Linked DNA regions of Homo sapiens: region 1 is linked to region 2. A link is a contact called in ENCODE Hi-C or POLR2A ChIA-PET data. All regions are on one chromosome and are shown on one strand. The core of a region is the stretch at or near the end of the contact, and the rest is flanking DNA. Distances in the headings are between cores, read along the strand shown. Region 1 overlaps SPATS2 (spermatogenesis associated serine rich 2). Region 2 holds the start of DHH-AS1 (DHH antisense RNA 1).

Region 1 (6,319 bases), core at 2,247-4,746, 340 kb before region 2:
CTCAAAGCTGAATATCAAAGAGATATTTGTGTACTCATGTTCATGGTAGCATTATTCAGAAAAGAGGTGAAAGCAACCGGTGTCTATCAAAGGATGAATAGATAAAATGTGGTATATACATACAAGAGAATATTATTCAGCCTTTAAAAAAAAGGAAATCCTGTCACATGCTACAACATGGAGGAACCTTGAGGACAATGCACTAATTGAAACAAGCCAGTTGCAAAAAGACAAAAACTGTATGATTCCACTTATATGAGGTAAAGTAGTCAAACTCATAGAAACAGAAAGTAGAATGGTGGGCCAGGGGCTGGGTTGTTATTTAATGGGTATGGAATTTCAGTTTTGCAAAGATAAAAAAACTTTGGGCGATCTGTTATACAACAATGTGAATATACTTAACGCTCCTGAACTTTCATTTACATATGTATATATATTTTGAGACGGAGTCTCACTCTGTCGCCCAGGCTGGAGTGCAGTGGTGCTATCTTGGCTCACTGAAACCTCCGCCTCCTGGGTTCAAGTGACTCTTCTGCCTCAGCGTCCCCAGTAGCTGGGACTACAGGCGCCTGCCACCACACCCAGCTAATTTTTGTATTTTTAGTAGAGACAGGGTTTCACTATGTTGGCCAGGCTGGTCTCGAACTCCTGAACCCATGATCCACCTGCCTCACCCTCCCCAAGTGCTGGGATTACAGGCATAAGCCAGCACGCCCAGCCACCTGTGTGTTTTATCATCATTTTTGCAAAAATCCAAAATGATGACAAAACACACAGGTACTGAGGTGTGGACAAACAGGCCCCTCACATCTAAGTGAGAATGTAAATTTATACAGTATCTTTGGAAGACAACTAAGCAGTAGCTGTCAAAATTAAAAATGTATATATTATTTGACCCAGGAAGACAATTTGTTTTTTTTGACAAGGTCTTGTTTTGTTGCCCAGGCTCACTGTACCCTCAACCTCCCAGGTTCAAACGATCCTCCCGAGTAGCTGGGACTACAGGTGCACACTACCACACCTAGCTAATTCTTGTATTTTTTGTAAACACAGGGTTTCATATGTTGCTCATGCTGGTCTCAAACTGCTGAGCTCAAGTGATCCTCCTGCCTCGGCCTCCCAAAGTGCTGGGATTACAAACATGAGCTATCACACCCACCCTAGCAAGACAATTTCTAGGAATTTACCTTGCAAGGCTGTTTGCAAATGTATAAACCTATGTATTCAAGGTTATCCAATGCAACATTATTTATAAGAGCAAAATATTCAAACTAATTGTCAATTAATAGGACACTGGTTTAATTAATTGTAATCTGTCCACATAATGAGAATACTGTGCAAATGTTTTTGAGAAAAGTTCTTTGGGCCCGGTGCGGTGGCTCATGCCTGAATTCCCAGCACTTTGGGAAGCCGAGGCGGGCAGATCACAAGGTTGGGAGTTCAAGACCAGCCTGACCAACACGGTGAAACCCCGTCTCTACTAAAAAAGCAAAAGATTAGCTGGGCGTGGTGGCGCGTGCCTGTAGTCCCAGCTACTCAGGAGGCCAGGGCAGGAGAATCACTTGAACCCAGAAGACGGAGGTTGCAGTGAGCCAAGATCGCGCCACTGCACTCCAGCCTGGGCGACAGAGCGAGGCTCCACCTTAAAAAGAAAAAAAAAAAGTTCTTTATATATTTATTAAGTGAATATGATGGAGAAAGTAATGTATTTGCACTGGTTTGCACATATATAAAAACTGTATACCTGGAAGGATAGACAAAAAACTAGTAGCAGTGATGATCTCTTGAAGAATGGAAACTGAAAAGATAGGAAACTAGGGTAAGAAAGACTTTTCAGTCTACCTTTTTATATTTTGACATTGGAATAATATAAACATCTTATCTGTTCAAAAAAATTAATAGCGCACCCTTTTTAAAAAGACCCCAGCTGGGCACAGTGGCTCATGCCTGTAATCCCACTGAGGCGGGTGGATCATTTGAGGTCAGGAGTTCGAGATTAGCCCGGCCAACATGGTGAAACTCCATCACTACTAAAAATACAAAAATTAGCCAGGTGTGGTGGCACATGCCTGTAGTCCCAGCTACTCAGGAGCTGAGGCAGGAGAATTGCTTGAACCCAGGAGGTGGAGGCTAAAATGAGCCCATATGGTGCCACTGCACTCCAGCCTGGGTGACAGAGAGAGATTCTATTTCAAAAAAGTAAAAATAAATAAGACCCTTACCCAGTAAATTAAATCAAAGCTGAAAGCCTTCATTTGAATCTAAATAATATAATTCTAACTCAGAAACCCAATCAACAGGTTCATGAAATGTGTCAAGAAGATAAATGCTAACCTACTACACCTGCAGATAATGATGGAAAACAAGAAAATGAGAGGTTGCAAATAAAAACATTCTTCTCATCTTTAAAGGGTTTTAATTATAAGAAAGTCACCAGGAATTCTCATTCCATAATATAATCAGTTTACCAATAAATATCATTTTCATCAGCTTTATAAAGAAATATGAAATGCCAGGCATGGTGGGTCACGCCTGTAATCCCGGCACTTTGGGAGGCCGAGGTCGGCGGATCATTTCAGGTCAGGGGTTCGAGACCAGCCTGGCCAACATAGTGAAACACCATCTCTACTAAAAAATAATACAAAAATTAGCCAGGCACGGTGGCGTGCTGTAATCCCAGCTACTCGGGAGGCTGAGGCAGGAGAACTGCTTGAACCTGGGAGGCAGACCTTGCAGTGCGCCAAGATCACACCACTGCACTCCAGGCTGGGGGACAGAGTGAGACTTTGTCTCAAAAAAAAAAAAAAAAAAACAAGAAATATGAAAAAGATGGCCGGGCATGGTGGCTCATGCCTGTAATCCCAGCACTTTGGGAGGCTGAGGCAGGCAGATCACTTGAGGTCAGGAGTTCAAGACCAGCCTGGCCAACATGGTGAAACCCTGTCTCTACTAAAAATACAAAAATTAGCTGGGCGTGATGGCGCGTCCCTGTAATCCCAGCTACCTGGGAGGCTGAGGCAGGAGAATCACTTGAACCCAGGAGGCGGAGGTTGCAGTGAGCTGAGATCATGCCACTGAACTCCAGCCTGGGTGACAGAGTGAGACTCTCAAAAAAAAAAAAAAAAGAAGAAGAAGAAGAGAAAGACCTAAATTCTAGGCCAGGCACAGTGGCTCATGCTTGTAATCCCAGCACTTTGGGAGGCGAAGGCTGGTGGATCACTTGAGGTCAGGAGTTCAAGACCAGCCTGGCCAACATGGTGAAACCCCGTCTCTACTAAAAAAATAAAAATACAAAAATTAGCTGGGTACGTGGTGGCACATGCTTGTAACCCTAGCTGCTCAGGAGGCTGAGGCAGGAGAATCGCTTGAACCCCAGAGGCAGAGGTTGCAGTGAGCCGAGATCACACCACTGCATTCCAGCCTGAGTAACAGAGTGAGACTCAAAAAAGGAACTAAAAAGGGGATTTCCTCAGGTCAAAATGGTGAATATGAAACCTTTCTCTAAGTCCGCTTTCTCAACAATTGGCACCACTGGCACCAATTTTCTACTTTAATCTAAAAACTCTCCCATAATTGTAAGACTTGATCACCATAAATTTTATTTTGAAAAAATGTTTTCATTTTGAAAAACCAATTAATTTTTTTAATAAAAAAAAGAAACCTCAAATTGGAACAACATAGAATTTCTGGAAATTTAAAAGACATTCTAAGTGGGAAATCAGAAGCCACATGATACCACAACTCCTCTTTACTACTATTAAAAGACAAAAGGTCCTCCAAATTGCTTAACATTAGTCATCAGCAGCAGCTGTAGATGTGGGAGTAGAGGGAGCTCAAAAGGAGCAGAGCTGGAATACATGTTTGTCTCCTCCTATTTTACTGCTAGCTCAGTAGTTAGAGCTGTCTGCGCCCTCCTCCTCGCACAGGTGGCTCTAACCCAAACCCAACTGAGCTAAATTATCCTCAGCTGTATTACTCTTCATAACGGATTTAAACAATACTGATAATTTTATTACCACCCCCTTACACACACATATAAAACTCCGGTCCTCAGCAAGCAGCTCAAGGGATTGGAGGCAGCTATTAGGCAAAAACAAAACCAGGCAATTAGGAGCAACTATATTCACTGATTCTAACCCATAAAGGGAGATTCCAAGCATATAGAAAAAGCAATTTCTAAAAACCTTGTTAACTTAAAAAATAATTAACTGATCAACTGTTATTTAACATAAACCTACTATGTGCCAATACTGATGATAAAAAATTATGAAAGATGGAATATTATTCAGACTTTAATAGTAAGAAAATTCTGACAGGTGCTATAACATGGATGAACCTTGAGGATATTATGCTAAGTGAAATAAGCCAGTCACAAAGAAACAAATACTATATCATTCCATTTATATGAGGCACCTAGACTAGTCAAATTTTACCAAAAGTAGACTGGTAGCAGCCAGAGGCTAGGGGGAAGAGGGAATGAGAGTTACTGATTAATGGGTACAGTTTCAGTTTGGGAAAATGAGAAAAGTTGTGGAGATGGATGCACAAGAATGTGAGTGTATTAATACCACTTCAAAATGGTTAAAATGGTAAACGTCATGTTATGTGCATTCTACTGAATTTTTGTTTTTTTTTTTTGTTTGTTTGTTTGTTTTTTGAGACGGGGTCTCGCTCCTTAGCCCAGGCTGGAGTGCAGTGGCGCTATCTCGACTCACTGCAAGCTCCGCCTCCTGGGTTCACGCCATTCTCCTGCCTCAGCCTCCCAAGTAGCTGGGACTACAGGCGCCTGCCATGGCGCCCGGCTAATTTTCTGTATTTTTAGTAGAGACGGGGTTTCACCGTGTTAGCCAGGATGGTCTCGATCTCCTGACCTCGTGATCCGCCCACCTCGGCCTCCCAAAGTGCTGGGATTACAGGCATGAGCCACCGCGCCCGGCCTGAAATTTTTTTAATTAATGCAATAAGAAAAAAAAAATGAAAGAAAAAGTTGATTTCTTGACCCAGCAAGAAGACTCTAGAAATACTGATCAAGGGGTAAAAATGCAAAGAATACCAATATCATGAAGGTTTTTAAAGAGCTAGTATAGATCTTACAGACATTAAAATTATAAGTCAAAAATATAGATGACCTTATGCCAATACATTTGAAAATTTAGGTAATAAATTTCTTGAAAAACAAGTTACCAAACAGACTCACACACAAAAAAGGAAAATTGACATAGTCCTGTAACTCTAAAAGAAATTGAGGTCATAATTTAAAATTCTCTCATAACAGAAAGGGTTTCATTTCTTATTTATTTCTGGTAGGAATGTAAACTGGTACAACTTCTTTAGAATACAGCATTATTTTGTAAAGTAGTACACTTGTCAATCCTATGATCCAGAAATTCAAGTACAAGAGAAATTCTTGCTCATGGTACATTAGAAAACACGTAGTATTCATAACAGTTAAGAAAATGGAAACAACCCAAATGCCATTAACAAGAGAATAAACTGTGATGTATTCACTAAATGTCTGTACTGCTGCAAAAATGTGTCAACTATATGCAATGATATGGATTAATCTTAGCAATATAATGTTAAGTAGAAAATTCCAGATTACATACAACATAAGATTCTTTTTTAATAAAAAATACAACTAATGCTAAAACAATATATTATTTAGACACACATATATATTTGATAACTATTTTTTGAAAAGTTTACTTTGGGAGGCTGAGGCAGGCAGATTGCTTGAGCCCAGGAATGAGACCAGCCTCACCTTTTAAAAAACTTTATTGTTTGCCATAGGAGGATGTGAAGTAACTGATTCTTACATATTGCTAGTGGGAGTATAAAAATCTGTTTAGCAAAATCTACTAAAACTGAACATAAGCACACCCTATGACCCAGCAGTCCACTCCTAAGTAATACCCAACACAAATGCATTTATAATGTGTACTAAAAGACATGTACAAGAATGTTTACAGCAGCATTATCTGTAAGTCCAAAAACCAGAAACAAACCTAAACATCAATCAACTACAGAATGGATAAATTGTAACACATTCACAGAATAGAATATGATACAGGCTGGGCACGGTGGCTCACGCCTGTAATCCCAGCACTTTGGGAGGCCGAGGCGGGAGGATCACGAGGTCAGGAGATCGAGACCATCCTGGCTAACACAGTGAAACCCCGTCTGTACTAAAAATACAAAAAATTAGCTGGGCGAGGTGGCGGGCGCCTGTAGTCCCAGCTACTCGGGAGGCTGAGGCAGGAGAATGGCGTGTACCCGGGAGGCGGAGCTTGCAGTGAGCCAAGATGGCGCCACTGCACTC
Region 2 (6,471 bases), core at 3,260-5,759:
ATTGTGTGGATAGTTACTATGATAGTTTTCTAATAAATGTCAGTCATCTTGAGGAAGGGGTGCTTTTTTTTTCTTTTTTCTTCTTCTTTTTTTTTTTTTTTTTTTTGTGAGACAAGGTCTGGCTCTATCACCCTGGCTGGAGTGCAGTGGTGCAATCTCAGCTCACTGCAACCTCCGCATTCTGGGCTCAAGCCATTCTTCCAGCTCAGGCTCCAGAATAGCTAGGACAACAGACACATGCTACCATGCCTGGCTAATTTTTGTATTTTTAGTAGAGATGGGGTTTTGCCATGTTGCCTGGGCTGGTCTTGAACTCCTGAGCTCAAGTGATCCACCTACCTTGGACTCCCCAAATGATGGAATTACAGGGGTTAGCCACAACACCCAGCCATCTTTTTTTTGGGGGGGGGGGTCCTCACTCTGTCACCCAGGTTAGAGTGCAGTGGCATGATCTTAGCTCACTCTACAGCCTTGAACTCTTGCACCCAAGTGATCCTCCTTCCTCAGCCTCCTGAGTACCTAAGACTACAGGCATGTACCACTACCTCCCACTAATTAATTTTTTTTTTTTGAAACGGGGTGTCACTATGTTGACCAAGTTGGTCTTCAACTCATGGCCTCAAGCAGTCCTTGCCTCGCCCCCAAAGTGTTGGGATTACAGGAGTGAGCCACTGTGCCTGGCCTGGTTTTTTCTGATGTACACAAAGTTGCTATGAGTACTAGCCATAGAGTGTGGTGAGGGGAGGGTGAATATGAAACACAAAGTGTAGATTCCACAAATGCTTGCAAAGCACCCTTCTGTAGAGTAGGCACTTAACCTTGGAGATACATGATAAATATGTGTGTGCTTAAGATTGCTTTGTCTAGTAAGGTGCCAGATAATTCTAATACTGTTCTAACACTGCAGTTAAGTAATGGTTCTCGAGGGAACACAGGTGGGCAGTGTTGGGACATCAAGGAAGGCTTCTTAGAAGAAATGACTTCTAAACAAAAGAAATTGGACGTGGTGCCTCTGAGATGAGATCTGAGTGGCTGAAAATGGAGCCCCGGGAGTCCAGAGAGGGAGAAAGCTGGAGAGGTGCCTAGATGGACGGTTAAGGGAAGTGATCCTCACCTCTTACAAAGACTTTTGAGTGTCCACTGCCCTTCAGCAGCTTCCAACTGAGAAGTCATTCATTTGAAAAACAGCAGCTATTAGATGCCTGGCAAAGAAGAGAAGGGGAAAAAAGTTGGAAGTCCTAAATGAGACAATAAGTACCAAGCTCTGTTCCTGGTTCTGGGGAAGTTCCAAAGGAGACTGCAAAGTTAGTAGAGAAATGGGCCCCTGGTATCCTCACCTCCCAGTCCTGCTTAATGCTGAATGTGAGGAGAGATGGAAGTCGGGGAGATCTGGGGAGGACTACAGAGAAGGGAGGCTCTGGTTGTATGCCCAAAGGGCTTGGCTGGTCTTGGGCAGAAATTGGAACCCATACTTCCTGGATGACAGCGGAGGGCATGGCCTGCCAGGGTAGGCTTTGAGAGAGTAAAAATTCCAATTCAAGTATCAGAGGAGGGTGGTTTGGTTCCAAGTTTAAGCTTGGAGGTAGAAGGATGTTTAGGCAGCCAAGGACTGTAAAGCTACAAGTATTTCCTAGGCAGGTGTCTGCCTGGTTTCCAGGATGGGACACACTTCAGTCGCAAAATGGACCAGCAGTGACCGGCTAGATCCCCCGCCCGGGTGGGAGGGGGTGGGACGGTCTTGGGAGAAGGGCGGAGGGCGGGGCCAGGGGCCACTTAAGGCGGAGTCCGGAGTCCGGGCGTTCTGGCAGCACCAGAGTCCTGCAGCAGAGACGGGCTGGGCTGGCACTCACCCACGACCCCCCTTCCCTGCTATGATGGTTTGTCAGTAGCAGGTCCTAGACACCCCCCGCCCGCTCCCGGGGCACGTGGGCAGAGCTAGCAGCAGCCAGGTGCACGGAGCCACAAGAGCTCTAGGGCACTCTGGGGGCAGCTGTGCCTGCTGCCCTCTCTGGTGCCTGTGGAGATGCCTAACTGACAGGAGAGTTAGTGAGGACAAGAACGCTCCCTTTTGGCCGAGGTCCGCTGTATCCATGGCTCTCCTGACCAATCTACTGCCCCTGTGCTGCTTGGCACTTCTGGCGCTGCCAGCCCAGAGCTGCGGGCCGGGCCGGGGGCCGGTTGGCCGGCGCCGCTATGCGCGCAAGCAGCTCGTGCCGCTACTCTACAAGCAATTTGTGCCCGGCGTGCCAGAGCGGACCCTGGGCGCCAGTGGGCCAGCGGAGGGGAGGGTGGCAAGGGGCTCCGAGCGCTTCCGGGACCTCGTGCCCAACTACAACCCCGACATCATCTTCAAGGATGAGGAGAACAGTGGAGCCGACCGCCTGATGACCGAGGTAAGGAGGGCCTCTCCCTACCTGCGCCGGGGCACTGCCAGCTCCTCCGTTTTCCTATGGCAGCCCAGGTGGGTGAGTCCAGCTTCACCTACAGAGAGTTTAGCCTTAGAGATTTCCCTTGTCACCAGCCCCAGGGGGGGGAAAAATCCTTGCAGTCTGGACAGAGTAATTAGGACGGCTCCCGACTAGAATAGTCTGGGATGGGGAGGGGAGGAGGGACTGACTAGTGAGAGTGAAGCTGGTAGAGGCAGCGAGGGCGGGGAAAGGAGGATGGCGGCAGGCGAGACGGGAAATGGCTGAGGCGTGGACCGGGGGTCAGCCACCCAGCCAGGCAGGAAGGGCTGGGGTGAGCTGGGGGCCAGGAGCTGGCTAGGTAGCAGACAGAAGCCTGGCTCCTGACCTGATTGTAGAAAAGCTCTGTGGGCCGAAAAGAAGAGACTGAAAAGGGCTGGGACAGGGGTGGCCAAGGGTCAGGTCACCAGACCATCTACCTGAGGAGGGGCTGGGCAGACATTGCTTTTGGCATGGGAAACGTGTCCTAGAACCAGGACACATCTATTCTAGGGTCTATTCTAGGGCTATCCTAGGGTCTAAACGATAATCTTGGGGTTAAAAAGTAATCCTCAGTGAGAATAACAGATGGACCCACCTGAGAATCAGAGGGCTCCTAAGTCTTCCAAGCTCTGCCTATCTCAGGGGCTTTCCTTGGAATTACATAATTAGGATAAATTCAACTACCATTTTTGAGCATTGGAACCACCTAGAGTGAGGTGGAAGAGAAGGACCACCTCTGGCGAGTGATTTATTTTTTATTTTTTGTAGAGACGGGGTCTTGCCATGTTGCCTAGGCTAGTCTTGAACTCCTGAGCTCAAGGGATCCTCCCACCTCGGCCTCCCAAAGTGCTGGATTACAGGTGTGAGCCACTTCATCCAGCCTGGCCAGTGATCTTGAATGTTAGAACTGAAAGAAAACTTGAGAGATGACATTCCTCCAACCCTCCCCACCCCCACTGCCACCCTCATTTTACATCTGAGAGCTGGACTTCCCCCAGGAGGAAAAGCAATTTAAACTCTCACAATTTAAAGTGGCATGGCTGGGACTAGAATTCAGGACTCCTGATTCTAAGCCCTATATACTTTCCATTACACCACCTAATTGTGTATGGAGTGGGGAGGTGGGGGGAGAGGGAGGGGTACGGATTTCCTCTGATTAATTGCCATAGTTTTCCAGGTTACTTTGTTAGGAAAACCTGTCCAGGGAAGAAATAATTCCTTTTGCTTCTGCCCTGAAGCCTTCCTCCTACCTAGAGATGGGAAAAGGGGCATTCCTTCTTTCCTCCTTGGCCGTGGAACATTGTGGCCCTTTCCTCTGGTTGCCACCTGCAGCAGAGTGGGCAGAACAAGGGACAGGCTCAGGAGGGGCTCCGGCAGGCCTGGGAGCCCCCTCAGTCTTACTTATCTCCCACACCCTGGCTGCAAAAGGCCTCCATTGAGTTGGCTCTGCACTGGGCTGCTGCCCCCGCAGGTCAGGGCCTCGGGGCCTCCTTAGGGGACGAAACGACAAAGTTGGAAGGAGCTACCACTTTTCCTGTTTTCCCCCCACCCAACCCCAACTCTGCGGGGTGGAGGAGACTAGAGGAGAGGGGAAAAGTGTCTTTCTGTTAGGAGAAAACCAAGTCCGAGGTGAGAGGTCGGAGGGGAAAGAAAAAAAGGAAGCTGTCCCTCTGCGCCTCCTCCCGCGGTGTCCCTGCTATGGTGCGCGCCAAGGTCTCCCGCTCCCAGGCTGGAGCGGCCAAGATAACTGTGGTCTCACTCCCCCAGGTGCAGGCTTCCAGCCGCAGCTTCTTTTCCTCTTCTCCGCTCTCACCCTGCAGGGGGCTCCCCAGATCCGCACAAGGAGACCGTTATTCTCAGGTGCTACTCCCACGCCCTTCTGGGCTGCATCTAGAGCAGAGATGGGAGAGATAGGGGCTCTCCGGACTGGCAGAGCCTTAGCTGGAACTGGGAAGACTGGACGCGCGGGGGGAGGGGACCTACCCGGACGGAGCAGGGATTGGGGGCGCGGCTTTCTGCCCTTTCCTCTCCCTGAGCCGGGGCGGCTGAAAAGCGCCTTTGTGGCCGGAGCTGCTGAGTCCGCTTCTCCCAGCGCGTTCCCGGCCTGGGCTCAGGATTCTCGCTCGGTTAAGTCATCCCGGATAATGGCCATTGTACTTCGCGCAACCCCCGCCACCCCAATCCTTTTTCCAGCAGCCTTGATCCCGCACAGCTCCTCTTGGGCACCTCTCTGGGGGGCACCCAGAGCACGAAGGGGTTAATGCTAAGGGCCCAAAGGAGGAGGAGGAAGGAAGGAAGGAAGCGATGCCCGGTGCCAGGGAAGGCAATGAAACAAAAGATGAATCAGGCGGAGGGAGGGGAGCCGGTGCCTGGGGCGGGGGCCAGGCTCAAACAGGGGCTCTCCGGGAGCAACCAGGCCCTCCCTGACCACGCTTCCATTCGCCCTCCTAACTCTGTCCTTCTCCCAGGTTGAGCCGCTGTCCCTGAACCAATAGGGGTGAGGGACGGGCATTAAAAATGGGGAAGGAGCTAGGTATGGGCACCCCCTCTCAACCTCAGAGGTGAGCCCACAGTTCTCCAACGACGTCCTGGGAACAGAGTGCAGATTGGTGACTACCATCGACTCAGATTCTCATTTCTCCAGGACACTCAAAAGCTGGGAGGGGTAAGAGTAGGGCCGGAATAACAAAGAATCAACCCTCCTATCCAGGTCCCTTTTGCCCCAAGGGTGGTGGTGGGGAGACTGACTCCTTTATTCCCCGCCAGCGTTGTAAGGAGCGGGTGAACGCTTTGGCCATTGCCGTGATGAACATGTGGCCCGGAGTGCGCCTACGAGTGACTGAGGGCTGGGACGAGGACGGCCACCACGCTCAGGATTCACTCCACTACGAAGGCCGTGCTTTGGACATCACTACGTCTGACCGCGACCGCAACAAGTATGGGTTGCTGGCGCGCCTCGCAGTGGAAGCCGGCTTCGACTGGGTCTACTACGAGTCCCGCAACCACGTCCACGTGTCGGTCAAAGCTGGTACAGTAGGAGGAGGGTGGTAAAATCCGCCCAAAGGGGGCTCCCTCCGGGAAACTGAGTCTGCAGTAGTACTGTTGCCACCCTAGGGGAGACCAAGCGGGCTTTAGTGTTGAAAACCACCCGTCCAGGCCGAGGCGGTGCCTCACGCCTCTAATCCCAGCACTTTGGGAGGCCAAGGAGGGCGGATCACTTGAGGTCAGGAGTTCGAGATCAGCCTAGCCAACATGGTGAAATCCCGTCTCTATTATAAATACGAAAATTAGTTGGGCGTGGTGGTGTATGCCTGTAATCCCGGCTACTCGTGAGGCTGAGGCACGAGAATCACTTGAACCCGGGAGGTAGAAGTTGCAGTGAGCCGAGATGGTGCCACTGCACTCCATCTACTGGGCGACAGAGCGAGATTCTATCTCAAAATACATACATACATACATACATACATACATACATACATACATACATAGAAAAGAGAAGAAAAAGGAAAAGAAAAGAAAGAAAAACCGCCCTTCCTTTTCTGCCCAGGTTGGGGCCAGTCAGATTAACGGAAAATTGTGTTGTCCATGACTGGCGATATCTGCGCTGGCCTTGAGAATCGTTCTGGAACCGCTGGTCTTGATTCAATCCTCCCTGTGGTTGTTCCCTGCAGATAACTCACTGGCGGTCCGGGCGGGCGGCTGCTTTCCGGGAAATGCAACTGTGCGCCTGTGGAGCGGCGAGCGGAAAGGGCTGCGGGAACTGCACCGCGGAGACTGGGTTTTGGCGGCCGATGCGTCAGGCCGGGTGGTGCCCACGCCGGTGCTGCTCTTCCTGGACCGGGACTTGCAGCGCCGGGCTTCATTTGTGGCTGTGGAGACCGAGTGGCCTCCACGCAAACTGTTGCTCACGCCCTGGCACCTGGTGTTTGCCGCTCGAGGGCCGGCGCCCGCGCCAGGCGACTTTGCACCGGTGTTCGCGCGCCGGCTACGCGCTGGGGACTCGGTGCTGGCGCCCGGCGGGGAT

What was found. Hi-C counts contacts between places; a loop is a spot of excess contacts on that map. ChIA-PET counts read pairs that join two places held with the same protein, here RNA polymerase II (POLR2A). Pooled maps may share reads with other maps.
Region 1: a pooled map shows a loop between it and region 2 (3-fold over the local background). The contact joins the enhancer-like site here to the promoter of DHH-AS1 in region 2. A Hi-C loop is called at or near these places in 1 of 50 pooled maps. POLR2A ChIA-PET finds 5 or more read pairs at or near these places in 3 of 52 experiments (Caco-2, WTC11 and activated CD4-positive, alpha-beta T cell).

Annotation. Positions count from the first base shown.
Region 1 is chr12:49,426,593-49,432,911 of GRCh38, reverse strand. All of the region lies in intron 2 of SPATS2 (spermatogenesis associated serine rich 2), which reads right to left. Among named protein-coding and RNA genes, the nearest start is that of SPATS2, 62 kb to the right of the region's middle. RefSeq lists a silencer at 3,772-4,066. Within about 2 kb of position 3,496, at least 4 of the 41 ENCODE cell types and tissues checked have a DNase peak (open chromatin) inside an H3K27ac peak, as active enhancers do.
Region 2 is chr12:49,090,132-49,096,602 of GRCh38, reverse strand. DHH-AS1 (DHH antisense RNA 1) reads right to left here and starts at 4,509. Exons shown (of 4, transcript XR_007063295.1): 1 at 4,261-4,509; 2 at 3,698-3,773; 3 at 2,415-2,481; 4 at 859-1,202. It overlaps DHH (desert hedgehog signaling molecule), which reads left to right and starts at 1,802. Exons shown (of 3, transcript NM_021044.4): 1 at 1,802-2,393; 2 at 5,214-5,475; 3 at 6,119-6,471. The coding sequence starts at 2,091. RefSeq lists a cis regulatory region at 3,848-3,865, an enhancer at 3,785-3,929 and a silencer at 4,788-4,970.